Linked DNA regions of Homo sapiens: regions 2, 3 and 4 are each linked to region 1. A link is a contact called in ENCODE Hi-C or POLR2A ChIA-PET data. All regions are on one chromosome and are shown on one strand. Each heading gives the region's core, a stretch centred on a gene start or an enhancer-like site at or near the end of the contact. The rest is flanking DNA. Distances are from core to core; before and after follow the strand shown. Region 1 has its middle 15 kb from the start of ASPRV1. Region 2 overlaps C2orf42 (chromosome 2 open reading frame 42). Region 3 holds the start of LINC01816 (long intergenic non-protein coding RNA 1816). Region 4 holds the start of C2orf42 (chromosome 2 open reading frame 42).

Evidence for each region. Hi-C counts contacts between places; a loop is a spot of excess contacts on that map. ChIA-PET counts read pairs that join two places held with the same protein, here RNA polymerase II (POLR2A). Pooled maps may share reads with other maps.
Region 2: a pooled map shows a loop between it and region 1 (2.1-fold over the local background). The contact joins two enhancer-like sites. A Hi-C loop is called at or near these places in 1 of 50 pooled maps. POLR2A ChIA-PET finds 5 or more read pairs at or near these places in 5 of 52 experiments (A673, Caco-2, T-cell and 2 more).
Region 3: a pooled map shows a loop between it and region 1 (4-fold over the local background). The contact joins the promoter of LINC01816 here to the enhancer-like site in region 1. A Hi-C loop is called at or near these places in 5 of 50 pooled maps. POLR2A ChIA-PET finds 5 or more read pairs at or near these places in 13 of 52 experiments (CD4-positive, alpha-beta memory T cell, Caco-2, HepG2 and 9 more).
Region 4: a pooled map shows a loop between it and region 1 (8-fold over the local background). The contact joins the promoter of C2orf42 here to the enhancer-like site in region 1. A Hi-C loop is called at or near these places in 7 of 50 pooled maps. POLR2A ChIA-PET finds 5 or more read pairs at or near these places in 10 of 52 experiments (A549, CD4-positive, alpha-beta memory T cell, HEK293T and 6 more).

Annotation. Positions count from the first base shown.
Region 1 is chr2:69,945,340-69,948,087 of GRCh38, forward strand. It overlaps a transcript of ASPRV1 not described here. Among named protein-coding and RNA genes, the nearest start is that of ASPRV1, 15 kb to the right of the region's middle. RefSeq lists an enhancer at 1,144-2,343. Within about 2 kb of position 1,397, at least 12 of the 41 ENCODE cell types and tissues checked have a DNase peak (open chromatin) inside an H3K27ac peak, as active enhancers do; they include PC-9 and Panc1, where a contact is called at or near this core.
Region 2 is chr2:70,160,513-70,163,289 of GRCh38, forward strand. C2orf42 (chromosome 2 open reading frame 42) reads right to left here. Exons shown (of 10, transcript NM_017880.3): 9 at 113-275. Among named protein-coding and RNA genes, the nearest start is that of C2orf42, 29 kb to the right of the region's middle. RefSeq lists an enhancer at 528-577. Within about 2 kb of position 1,444, at least 2 of the 41 ENCODE cell types and tissues checked have a DNase peak (open chromatin) inside an H3K27ac peak, as active enhancers do.
Region 3 is chr2:70,123,989-70,126,688 of GRCh38, forward strand. It overlaps LINC01816 (long intergenic non-protein coding RNA 1816), which reads right to left and starts at 1,328. Exons shown (of 2, transcript NR_024444.1): 1 at 1,058-1,328; 2 at 48-437. RefSeq lists an enhancer at 1-622 and a silencer at 949-1,243.
Region 4 is chr2:70,189,649-70,192,348 of GRCh38, forward strand. C2orf42 (chromosome 2 open reading frame 42) reads right to left here and starts at 1,371. Exons shown (of 10, transcript NM_017880.3): 1 at 1,325-1,371. RefSeq lists enhancers at 770-879, 970-1,019, 1,233-1,818, 1,610-1,669, 1,690-1,779.

The sequences.
Region 1 (2,748 bases), core at 147-2,646:
GGACATTCAGCTTCCAGTGGCCAAGGGTCCCACAGGCAGGGTCTCTGCAGGAAGTATTGTTCAGGGCTCAGCCCAAACTGGGTGGCGAGGCAGCTCCCTGCCCACTCTGTTCCATGCAGAATTCTGGAGTCATTGCCTCTGCGAGTGTCCTTGTGGAGACTAGATGAGGTAGATGTGGCTGCTGGCTGCTGGCTGGGTTGAACATGTTGCCCAGAGGAAAGGGAAGCTTTGTGTTGGGACAGAGTGACTAACCCACTTTCAGGCAGACGGCAGGGCAGGCTCTAACTGGCTGAAGCTTCCGGGAGCCTCCCCGGCTGTGGGTGAAGGCAGCGTGTCTGGTGAAGGCAGGCTAGGGATGTAATGGGACAGGCGAACCATCTTATCCAAAGGGATGACCACAGGAAGAGCCAGGACGGAGGCCAAGGGCATGCACCTGAGGCCAGGTCTGAGCGGGTGGACTGGGGGTATTGGAGCTAGAGAGGCCCACTCAGGCCCTGGAGAAAAGGGCAGGGGCTTTTCTAGGATGCTCTTGGCCTTGCCTGGGGGCAGAGGTGAGGAAGACAGTCAACGCAGGGAGCTCTGTGTCAGAAATACGTCTGCCTTCAAAGAAAGCAGCCATCCTGGAGGAGAAGGCACCTGGGAGGGCCTTAGGGATAGGGGAAAGAGAGAAAGGCACTGGCCAACCAACACCATTGGCCAGCCAGACAGCCGGGCTGGGTGACACCTGGAGATAGCCCCCAGCCATGCACAGGGACCAGTGGGCGTGGGAGAACCAGTATCTGTTTAGTTACAAGCAGAACATCCAACACACTCGCCTTGCCACGCTGATACTGTCATCCCCCAGAAGGCGGAAAAAACCATTGCTGTGAAGCATTCGAGCCAGTAATGACCAACAGAGACCAATAGGCTGGCCAAGTGGAAATAGAAACTCAGGGGGAGTGCCCATGTCCCCTAGGTACCCCGGAAGGTGGTCCTGGGTGATGGTCACGTGCACAGACTCTGGTCAAATGGAGCTAAGGGTCGATGCCAACTCCACCCTTAACACCCTCGGTGACCCCAGGCAAGTATCTGGGACTCTGCTGACCCGGTCTGTAGAGTGAGGATAATAACAGCATGTACTTCCCAGGGCTGCTAGGGGGATTAAGTAAGGTAAAGTATGCAAACAGCTTTTCCCCATGCCTGACATGCAGAAAGCATTCAGTACATATGAGCAATTATAATCATTTTCCCAGCCAAGGAGAGAACGTTCGAACACTGTCTGGCATGTGACTTGGATTTTCAGAATACAAAATTCCAACACTCAGAGAAGAAATAAGCTTGGAAGGGAAAATTACATTAGAGGGTGGGGAAGTGTTCAAATATGTCATTCTGACTGTGCTGTTTAGACAACAAACAGTAGGCAGGAAGTGGTTAAACCGAAAGGGGGAGCAGAGGGTGACTCAGGGACAGAATGTGGGCATTGACAGTGGAGGGGTGGCTATTTTCCAGGTAGTATCTCACCTATGTGCTGTTCGGAAGGTCAAAACGACCCTAAGACCCCGCCAGCCCTACAGGGCAGTTCCTCTCATAGAGAGACCAGATCATACAGAGGTGGCTCAGAGAGAGAGACAGAGGGAAGCCCTTGCTAAAATGCCCATATGTTGCAAGTATCTCATCAGAAGAGGCCAAATGACTTCAGTTCCCGCATTCACACGTACCTTTGCACTGCAAATTCAGAACAACCGTAGGTAGAGCTCTACCCAGACGGGGACAACTCCACACTTCAAGTATGACCTCTGAGCAACTGCAGAGGTTGTGATGATTCTTGGCTACTTTGCAGTTAATAACTTTGGTCAAAGAAGCTACCAGTCAATGCAGACTAGCACAGGGCATGGAACAGTGTGTGGCCCAGAAGAGGTATCAGTGGAAGAGTAAAGAGATAATCAGGATGGAACCTGGCCCTGCTTTCTTGTCACCACACTTTATAATGTTAGGGAAAAGTATTCTTTTGGAACTCATTGCAGCAATCCCATTGCTTTCCCCTGAAAAACAGGTGTGTTTACCTCAGGGAAACAGTGAATCATGCAACAGATCATCTTTCTCTTCTCCCTTTGGCTGTCAGGAAACTCAGAGCCAAATTCACACTTCACCTTTAGTAATTTTGTGAGAACCTGTAATGTGCATGTTTGTGACCCAGTTTCCCCTTAGTCTCTTCTCTGGCCTTGGCTTTTACTCAACATCTTTCCTATTTTAGTATTTGTAATTTTGGAAGTTACTTCCGATCCACCTTTGTAGAGAACAAGAGGATACTGCCATGCGGAATCACAGTGTAAAATAAAAAATGCTTTTGCAAGCAGACGGAAGTGAGGTTGACTAAGCAGGAGTGAGGTTATTGGGGTCAAGGGTGTGGAGAGGGAAGGTGAATGTGAGGGGTTTTTGGTTTTTTTGTTTGTTTGTTTGGTTATGGAAACAAACTTGCCAAGGACTAGGAGGGTGGTGCCCCAGGGCTGGAAATAATCCCTCCTGTCTAGAAGAACTGGGGCTCCTTTGGGGATATCCGCAGAGGCCAGAGGCAGTGGCAGTGCTGACCTGGGTCTGATTCCCCTGCCAGAAACAGGAAGGAATGCCACCCTTTCTCCTCAACTGGAGAAAGTTCGTTGGATTGCAAGTAAATGAGAATAGTGGTTCTATGGAACTAGCTTTGAATCGGATGTTACAGATTTTTTAGGAGTAAGCCAGAGAGACAGAGGGAGACCCCGTCTCTCAAAA
Region 2 (2,777 bases), core at 194-2,693, 220 kb after region 1:
GTGAATGAATGTGTCTTCTTTGTTTAAGGTCAAGATCCAAAGCTTTGGACAGTGTACTGTACTGTTCACCAGCTGACACTCAAAGGAAGATGCAGTTTTGAAGTTCACTTACCAACTTTGAGAAAAGTTTTTAGTTCCAAGGGTCGCAGCACTGGTTGTTTTTCTATACGACCGTAGGTTTCTGCTATGCTTTCTACTTCCACTTTAGGGCATTTAAATAGCTCATAAGTCCCATCTCGGTTCTGGATAAAGCTACGGGTGATTTCCAAGGGCATCTGGACACCAAGACAATACCAAAAAAAGGTGAGAGAGAAAACTTTCAAAACAGACCAATACCTGGATGACGACAAATCTTTTATTATTCCTTCTTTCTTGTTAAGTATATTCAAATGAATTACAACTTCCCTGTTTTTCAAGAAAATCCTGTCAACAAATCTGCCTTTTCTCCCTTACATCATTCATGGCTTTCCTTTTTTCTCTAAAATCTTAAATTTCCACCCCAGCCAAACTATATACCAATTGAGCCTCTAACATCTTCATGGGTACATGACTGCTGCTGGCACAGACCTGCTCTAAAATCAGTTTCATTCCTTCCCCTACTGCTCTGCTAGCAGCATTCTTCTCTTAAATTCCTTTGTTCATAGCACCTGCAGCTCACCTCACATCCTGTATGCTTCATACTGTCCTTGGGACTGAGCCAAGCAGAACTGGAACTGGATGCTGTGGTGACCCAGAGCAAATTACAAACTTCTCAGAGCCTGTTTTCTCACGGGCAAAATGCAGTTAATGCCAGGGCATGGCTGGGAGGTCAAATGAGGTGACGGAGGTAAGTAATGCCTGACAGTGAGAAGCTCCATGATGGTTAGCTCTATTCTCCCACATGCCTGCACCCTGAGTTGCTTCAGTGTCTCCCTAAATGTCATCCATTCCAGGCTAAAAACTGCCTCTGTGCCATGTGCATTTAAAGGAGTTCCTCAAGTGTTTTTAATGCCAACACAGCCCTTTTCTAGGGTTCACATGTATTTACTTTTTTTAAGAGGCAAGGTCGCTAGGAGTGGTGGCTCACGCCTGTAATCCCAGAACTTTGGGAGGCTGAGGTAGGCGGATCACCTGAGGTCGGGAGTTTGAGACCAGCCTGACCAACATGGAGAAACCTCATCTCTACTAAAAATACAAAATTAGCCAGGCGTGGTGGCAGACGCCTGTAATCCCAGCTACTCAGAAGGCTGAGGCAGGAGAATCGCTTGAACCTGGGAGGTGGAGGTTGAGGTGAGCCAAGATCACATGATTGCACTCCAGACTGGGCCACAAGAGTGAAAGTCCGTGTCAAAAAAAAAAAAAAAAAAAGAGTCAAGGTCTCACTTGGTTGCCCCTGCTGGAGTACAGTGGCACAATCATGGCTCACTGTAGCCTCCAACTCCCAGGCTCAAGTGATCCTCTTGCTTCAGCTTTCTTAGTGGTTGGGACTATAGGCACACACCACCAGGCCTCACTTTTTCTTTTTTTCTTTTTTTTTGGAGATGGAGTCTAGCTCTGTCACCCAGGCTAGAATGCAGTGGCACGATCTCAGTTCACTGCAACCTCCGCCTCCCAGGTTCAAGTGATTCTCCTGCCTCAGCCTCCCGAGTAGCTGGGATTACAGGAGCAAGCCACCACGCCCGGCTAATTTTTGTATTCTAGTAGAGACGGGTTTTCACCATGTTGGCGAAGCTGGTCTCAAACCCCTGACCTCAGGTGATCTGCCCACCTTGGCCTCCCAAAGTGCTGGGATTACAGGCATGAGCCACCTCGCCAGCCTCTTTTGCTTTCTTTCTTTCTTTCTTTTTATTTTTTTAAGAGTAGGGGCCTTTGCTGGCCTGGCGCACTGGCTCACGCCTGTAATCCCAGCACTTTGGGAAGCCAAGGAGGGTGGATCACCTGAGGTCAGGAGCTTGGGACCAGCCTGGTCAACATGGTGAAAGCCTGTCTCTACTAAAAATACAAATTAGCTGGGCAGGATGGTGCGCTTGTAATCCCAGCTACTCGGGAGGCTGAGGTGGGAGAATTGCTTGAACCTGGGAGGCAGAGGCTGCAGTGAGCCAAGATTGTGCCCTGCATTCCAGCCTAGACAACAGAGTGAGACTCTGTCTCAAACAAAAAAAAAATAGTAGGGGCCTCGCTGTGTTGCCTAGGCTGGTCTTGAACTCCTGGCCTCAAGCAATCCTTCATCTCAGCCTCCTAAATCGCTGGTATTATAGCCACCATGCCTGGCTCACATGTAAATTCTGTAGCTATCAAACAACTTATTTTTTTTTCCTGAACAGAAGAATGCCTTGCAATTAAGCTACTCTTAATGTATCAAATCACATTATGCTGAATTTTCTACTTTTTTGGAGACGAAGTCTCGATCTTGTCCCCCAGGCTGGAGTGCAATGGCGCAACCTCAGCTCACTGCAACCTCCGCCTCCCGGGTTCAAGCGATTCTCCTGCCTCAGCCTCCCAAGTAGCTGGGATTACAGGTGCCTGCCACCATGCCTGGATAATTTTTGTATTTTTAGTTGTGACGGGGTTTCACCATGTTGGCCAGGCTGGTCTCAAACTCCTGACCTCAGGTGATCCACCTGCCTTAGCCTCCCAAAGTGCTGAGATTACAGGTGTGAGCCACCGTGCGCGGCCTGAATTTTCTACATAATTCTATTACTGTAGGAAAAAAAACTCCATCTCAGATTTTCAGGATCTACTTGAAAAACATACATACATATATATTTTTTGAGACAGCGTCTTGCTCTGTCGCCCAG
Region 3 (2,700 bases), core at 78-2,577, 180 kb after region 1:
TGTTCAAGTTGTGTAGTGCACGGGAGGAAAGAAGTATGACAATAACATAGGACAGCAGCCGGCTCTTTTTTTCATCAGGATGTGGAGAGTGGGCGCCTTGGGAAGACGAAATTGAGTATGTGCGGGGGAGGGGTCATATGAAACAAGGTCGGGAAGGGGGCGGGGAGAGCTGGGGCTCTGGAGGAGCTTGGGGCTCGCGCTGCGGGGGAGGAAGCGCCTTCCGCGGTCGCTGGGGGGAAGTGGTTAGGAGGAAGCACGGGCAGTGGAGGGGACTGCTGGAGGGTCCCATCTGGGAAAGCAGGCACGGATGCGGGGACATTTCCGCCCGTCACCCTGGCAAAGCGCTCGCAGGGCTGGAGGGACAGAGTTCTCAGATCCAAGTAGAGAAAACCGGGAACGGTTCCGGCTCTGGGGACTGACATTCATCGCGGCAGTTTCTGGTGGCAAAACAGAGGAAACAAAGGAATGATGAAATGAACTGAGCTGCCTTCATGCCCCGGATGAATGTTCAGCCATTAGAAAAGAGTGAATCCCAGCTGGGATTTGGGGTTCCACGGTGTACTAGAAAAGCAAAACAAAGAGAAGCGCCTACTAGATGCCATCTTGGAAAACAAAAGCAAACGTGTGTGTGTGTGTGTGTGTGTGTGTGTGTGATGTTACATGGGCATGGGGAAATTACGGAAGTAAATACTAATGCTTGTGGCCGGGCGCGTGGCTGACGCCTGTAATCCCAGCACTTTGGGAGGCCGAGGCGGACGGATCACGAGGTCAGGAGATCGAGACCACGGTGAAACCCCGTCTCTACTAAAAATACAAAAAGTTAGCCGGGCGTAGTGACGGGCGCCTGTAGTCCCAGCTACACGGGAGGCTAAGGCAGGAGAATGGCGTGAACCCGGGAGGCGGAGCTTGCAGTGAGCCGAGATCGCGCCACTGCACTCCAGCCTGGGTGACAGAGCGAGACGCCGTCTCAAAAAAAAAAAAAAAAATACTAATGCTTGTGTAAATTGGGATGGTGGAAAATGAGGAAGAGGGCGGCAGGGGAATCCTTAGTACTTACAGAGAAAACGGAGCAAGTGTACAAGCACGCCAACCCCCCCGGTGCCCAAGCTCGGCGCTCACGCGGCTAGGATGACGCCCGTGGGACGCCCCAGGGGCCCTGCTCGCAGCCACTCTGCTCAGGGTCATTTATAGTCTCTCCGTTCTTTGTTAAATAAAGACGGTGAGACACGGACGGGCTGGAGCCGGCAGGGGTAGTGGAGGGCAGAGGGGACGGGTCGGGGCGCCCCTCGCTCCTGCCACGCTGCCGCCGCCCCAGACAAAGACAGCTGCGTACGGCGGGAGCGCAGGGGCGCCTGCGCGCAGGGCCTAAATCGCCTGTCCCGTCTCCCCCTGACGCCCACACACCCAAGCGGCAGCCCACTCCCCTTCTACCCCGCAGCCATTTGCTTCCCACCCCTTGATTTTCTTTTTTCTTTTCCCCTCCCCTCAGCATCCCCCCAACCTCCTCTGATACACTTTGGCTAATTGTCTAATGAATTTACCTATTCTAGGTATTTCGTATAAGTGGAATCATATAATATTCGTCCTTCTGTGTCGGCTTATTTTGCTTAGTACAAGGTTTTTTATTTTTTATTTTTTTTTCTTTGAGACACGGTCTCGTTCTGTCGCCCAGGCTGGGGCACAGTGGCGCTCAGCTCACTGCAACCTCCACCTCCGGGTTTCAAGTGATCCTCCCACCTCAGCCTCCCAAATAGCTGGGACTACAGGTGCGCTGCCACCACTGCCTAGCTAATTTTTGTATTTTTGGTAGAGACCAGGTTTCGCCATGTTGCCCACGCTGGTCTCCAGCTCCTTAGCTCAAACGATCCTCCTGCCACAGCCTCCCAAAGTGCTGTAATTACAGGCGTGTGAGCCACCATGCCCGGCCACTTAGCATAATCTTTTCAAGGTTCATCCCTGCTGCAGCACGTATGAGAACTTCATTTCTTTTATTGTATTTGTGGTAATATGTACACAACATAAAGCTTATTTTAATCAATTTTTAAGTGTACAGTTTAGTGGCACTAAATAGTCACGTGGTTGTGCACTCACCACCATCATCCATCTCTAGAACTCTTCCATCATCCTAAACTGAAACTCTGTACCCGTGAAACAACTCCCTCATTCCCCTCTACCCAGCTCCTGGCAACCACCATTCTACTTTCTGTCCCTGTGCACTTGGGAGCATCACCTTTCTGGGACATCTGCAACGGTTCTCTGGAGGATTGTCTCCCCTTTTTTAAAAATTTATTTTCTTTTCTTTCTTTCTTTTTTTTTTTTGGTAGAGAAGGGGTTTCACTTCATTGCCCAGGCTGGTGTCCAACTTCTGGGCTCAAGGAATCTGCCTGCCTTGGCTTCCCAAAGTGTTGGGATTACAAGCATGAGCCACTGTGCCCCGCCTGTGGTCTCATTTTGGAGGGCAAGAGGGATAGAGATAGCCATAACCTGGAGAATATTGAGATGTGGACAACAAGGATGACAAAATTTGGTCCTATGAGAAATCATCTGTGAGGAAGAGTGGAGAGAACTGAGCTTGTTCAAGACAGTGAGGTCCTGGGATGATCTCAATTCATGTAAGAAAACCAGGAAGCAAGGAGGTTTCAGTTTATCAACAGATTTAAAAGGCGCAAGCCTTTTGATATAACTAGAGAAGAGAAGACT
Region 4 (2,700 bases), core at 121-2,620, 240 kb after region 1:
TGGAGCCTGCAGTGAGCCGAGATCGTGCCACTGCACTCCAGCCTGGGCGACAGCGAGACTCCGTCTCAAAAAAAAAAAAAAAAAAATGGCCTGAGTAGCTGGACGTGGTGGCTCACGCCTGTAATCCCAGCACTTTGGGAGGCTGAGGCGGGAGGATCACTGAGCTCAGGAGTTCAAGACCAGCCTGGGCAACATAGTGAGACCCTGTCTCTTAAAAAAAAAAAAAGATACACTGTGGAGTGAAAAAAGTGCAGCACTTTGTAATATGCTATTCTTGGTTTTACTCTTTTAAAAGAAAAAAAAAAAGACGAGAGATACACATATGTATCTATCTAGACACACACACATACAATGTCTATTGCATCAGAAGAAACGACATGGGATTTGGGAAACAGAAGTTAGGAGGGAGACTTACATCTCACTGTTTGGCAGTATTTGAATTTTAAAACATGTACTAGTATTACTTCCTAGAGACTCTATATCGAAAGCATATACAAACAATTAACACAACTTGTAAAGAACGTGGATTTGAAACCTGAAAGATCTGCTGGGTATTCTCTTCTCAGCAAGTTTACAAATCAGCCTCCTCGGCGGGAGAGTGTCAAGGGACTGGTGTTGGAAGCGTTAACCCGCGATGGGTTTCCATCCAACCACTACCCAGACCTAAATGTTTGGTGGATTCTGTTTCATGCTTGTGAGGCACAGTTAGGGGAAAAGAACAAATGATCATTACGGATAAATAATAAAACTAGCTGAGTACACTGCGTGTTAAATCCTTTCTATGCATGTACTGCCCACACGATCCTGTGAGGTAGATACTATGTTACCCATCTTAGAGATGAGGAAACTGTTACTCAGATTTGACGGAAGCGTCACAGCCAGCAGGTAACTCACAAACGTGGGTTTGTAGTCGGCTGGATGGCTTGCCAAACCACAAGTGGGAGGATGGAGCACATCAGCCCTCAACGGCCTCGGAACAGCGGAGGAAGACCGCCGGGGCCCTGCAGTCAACGGAGCGGCCGCCCGACTCCGGGACGCTCACCTCCCGGCCGGCTTCCGGGATGGGTCTGCAGCGACACACACATATCCCCTGGGACCTGCTTCCCGGCATCCTCCCCGCGCGAGCGCTCACTTCCGGTCCCAAGTAGGCCCAGGCAGAAGCATCACCTCGCCGGCAGCCGCTCCTTGGACATGCTTTCCGCTGGGAACCCGAGCTCTACACCCCTGCCCCACCGCCGCCCCGGTCCTTGCTCAGCACTACCCCCTTACCTGCCCTGCGCACCCCCCGCGAGCCCCGGGGCCCTTAGCTGACGACCGCCCTCACCTCTTCTCTCTTCGCCTGCCGCGGCCTTTTACAAACGGGGCCAAACTGTTCGCTGTAACGACAATCGTTATTGGTCAGAGCCGCCCACGCGCGGCAAGTGGCCGCCCACCTGAGCTCGCGTTGTCTTATGGGAGTTTTAGTTCTCTCCTTCAGAGACCGCTGAGACACTGGGGGAATGCGGTGGTAGAACATACGCCGACCTAGCGGCTGTAAAGCTCAGGCTCTGCCTTGGAGTTGGAGTGCTTCTGGCCTATCTTACTGGGCGCTCACCTCCAAGGCTCGTCTTGACTCCCTTCTGGCCTGAGAGAGTCCTATTTCTGAATAGACTTTTGCTGGTAATTGATGCAAAAATGACTTGAGTTGCTGGACGTGGTGGCTCACGCTTGTAATCCCAGCACTTTGGGAGGCTGAGGCGGAGGATCTCTTGAGGCTAGGAGTTCGAGACCAGCCTGAGCGACATAGCGAGACCCTGTCCTTACAAAAAATGAAAATTAAAAAAAAAATCGCCCGAGATTTTCTACATTATTAGCAGATGTCAGCTGCGAATTTGGAGTTTGTTTGGAGGTTCTTGCCCACCTGAGTATTCACCTCTATCACATGTATGTTTATGACAAGTTAACTTTTTCTCCCTTAAGTACACTTTGAACTACACTTGAACGTTTTCTCTTAAAATGAGATAAAAAAGAGCTTCCTGTATATCTTAGTTCTGGTCCTTGGAATCACGGAATAAATCTAAATGCTCATCGTTCATGATTGAAGATAGCTCCCGAGTGCAATGTGTTCATGGTGAGGCCACTGTGTTGGAAAACCCTGGAATGAGGTTTTCTGCTCTCCTGACCCTAGTCTGGCTACTTACTAGTGGTAGCAGGTTAATTTACTATTGGGAAACCTTAGTCAACTATTTATAAGAGAAGTGGAACGTTCCGGCCGGGCGTCGTGGCTCACGGCTGTAATCCCAGCACTTTGGGAGGCCGAGGCGGGCGGATCACAAGGTCAAGAGATCGAGACCATCCTGGCCAACATGGTGAAACCCTGTCTCTCTACTAATACAAAAAAAAAAAGTTAGCTGGGCGTGGTAGCGCGTGCGGGTAGTCCCAGCTACTCGGGGCACTAAGGCAGGAGAATCGCTTGAACCTGGGAGGCTGAGGTTGCAGTGAGCTGAGATCGCGCCACTGCACTCCAGCCTGGCGACAGAGCGACTCCGTCTAAAAAATAAATAAATAAAATAAAAAAAGAGAAATGGAACATTCCAGGACTAATGTTTGTAGTATTAGTTCTTAAACTGGAAAGAGAGGGAGAGGGACACAATTTTTCCAGAAGACTTTTTAGTTTTCTTTCCATTTATTATGTAAACTAAAAATAAAATCCCATGCCCC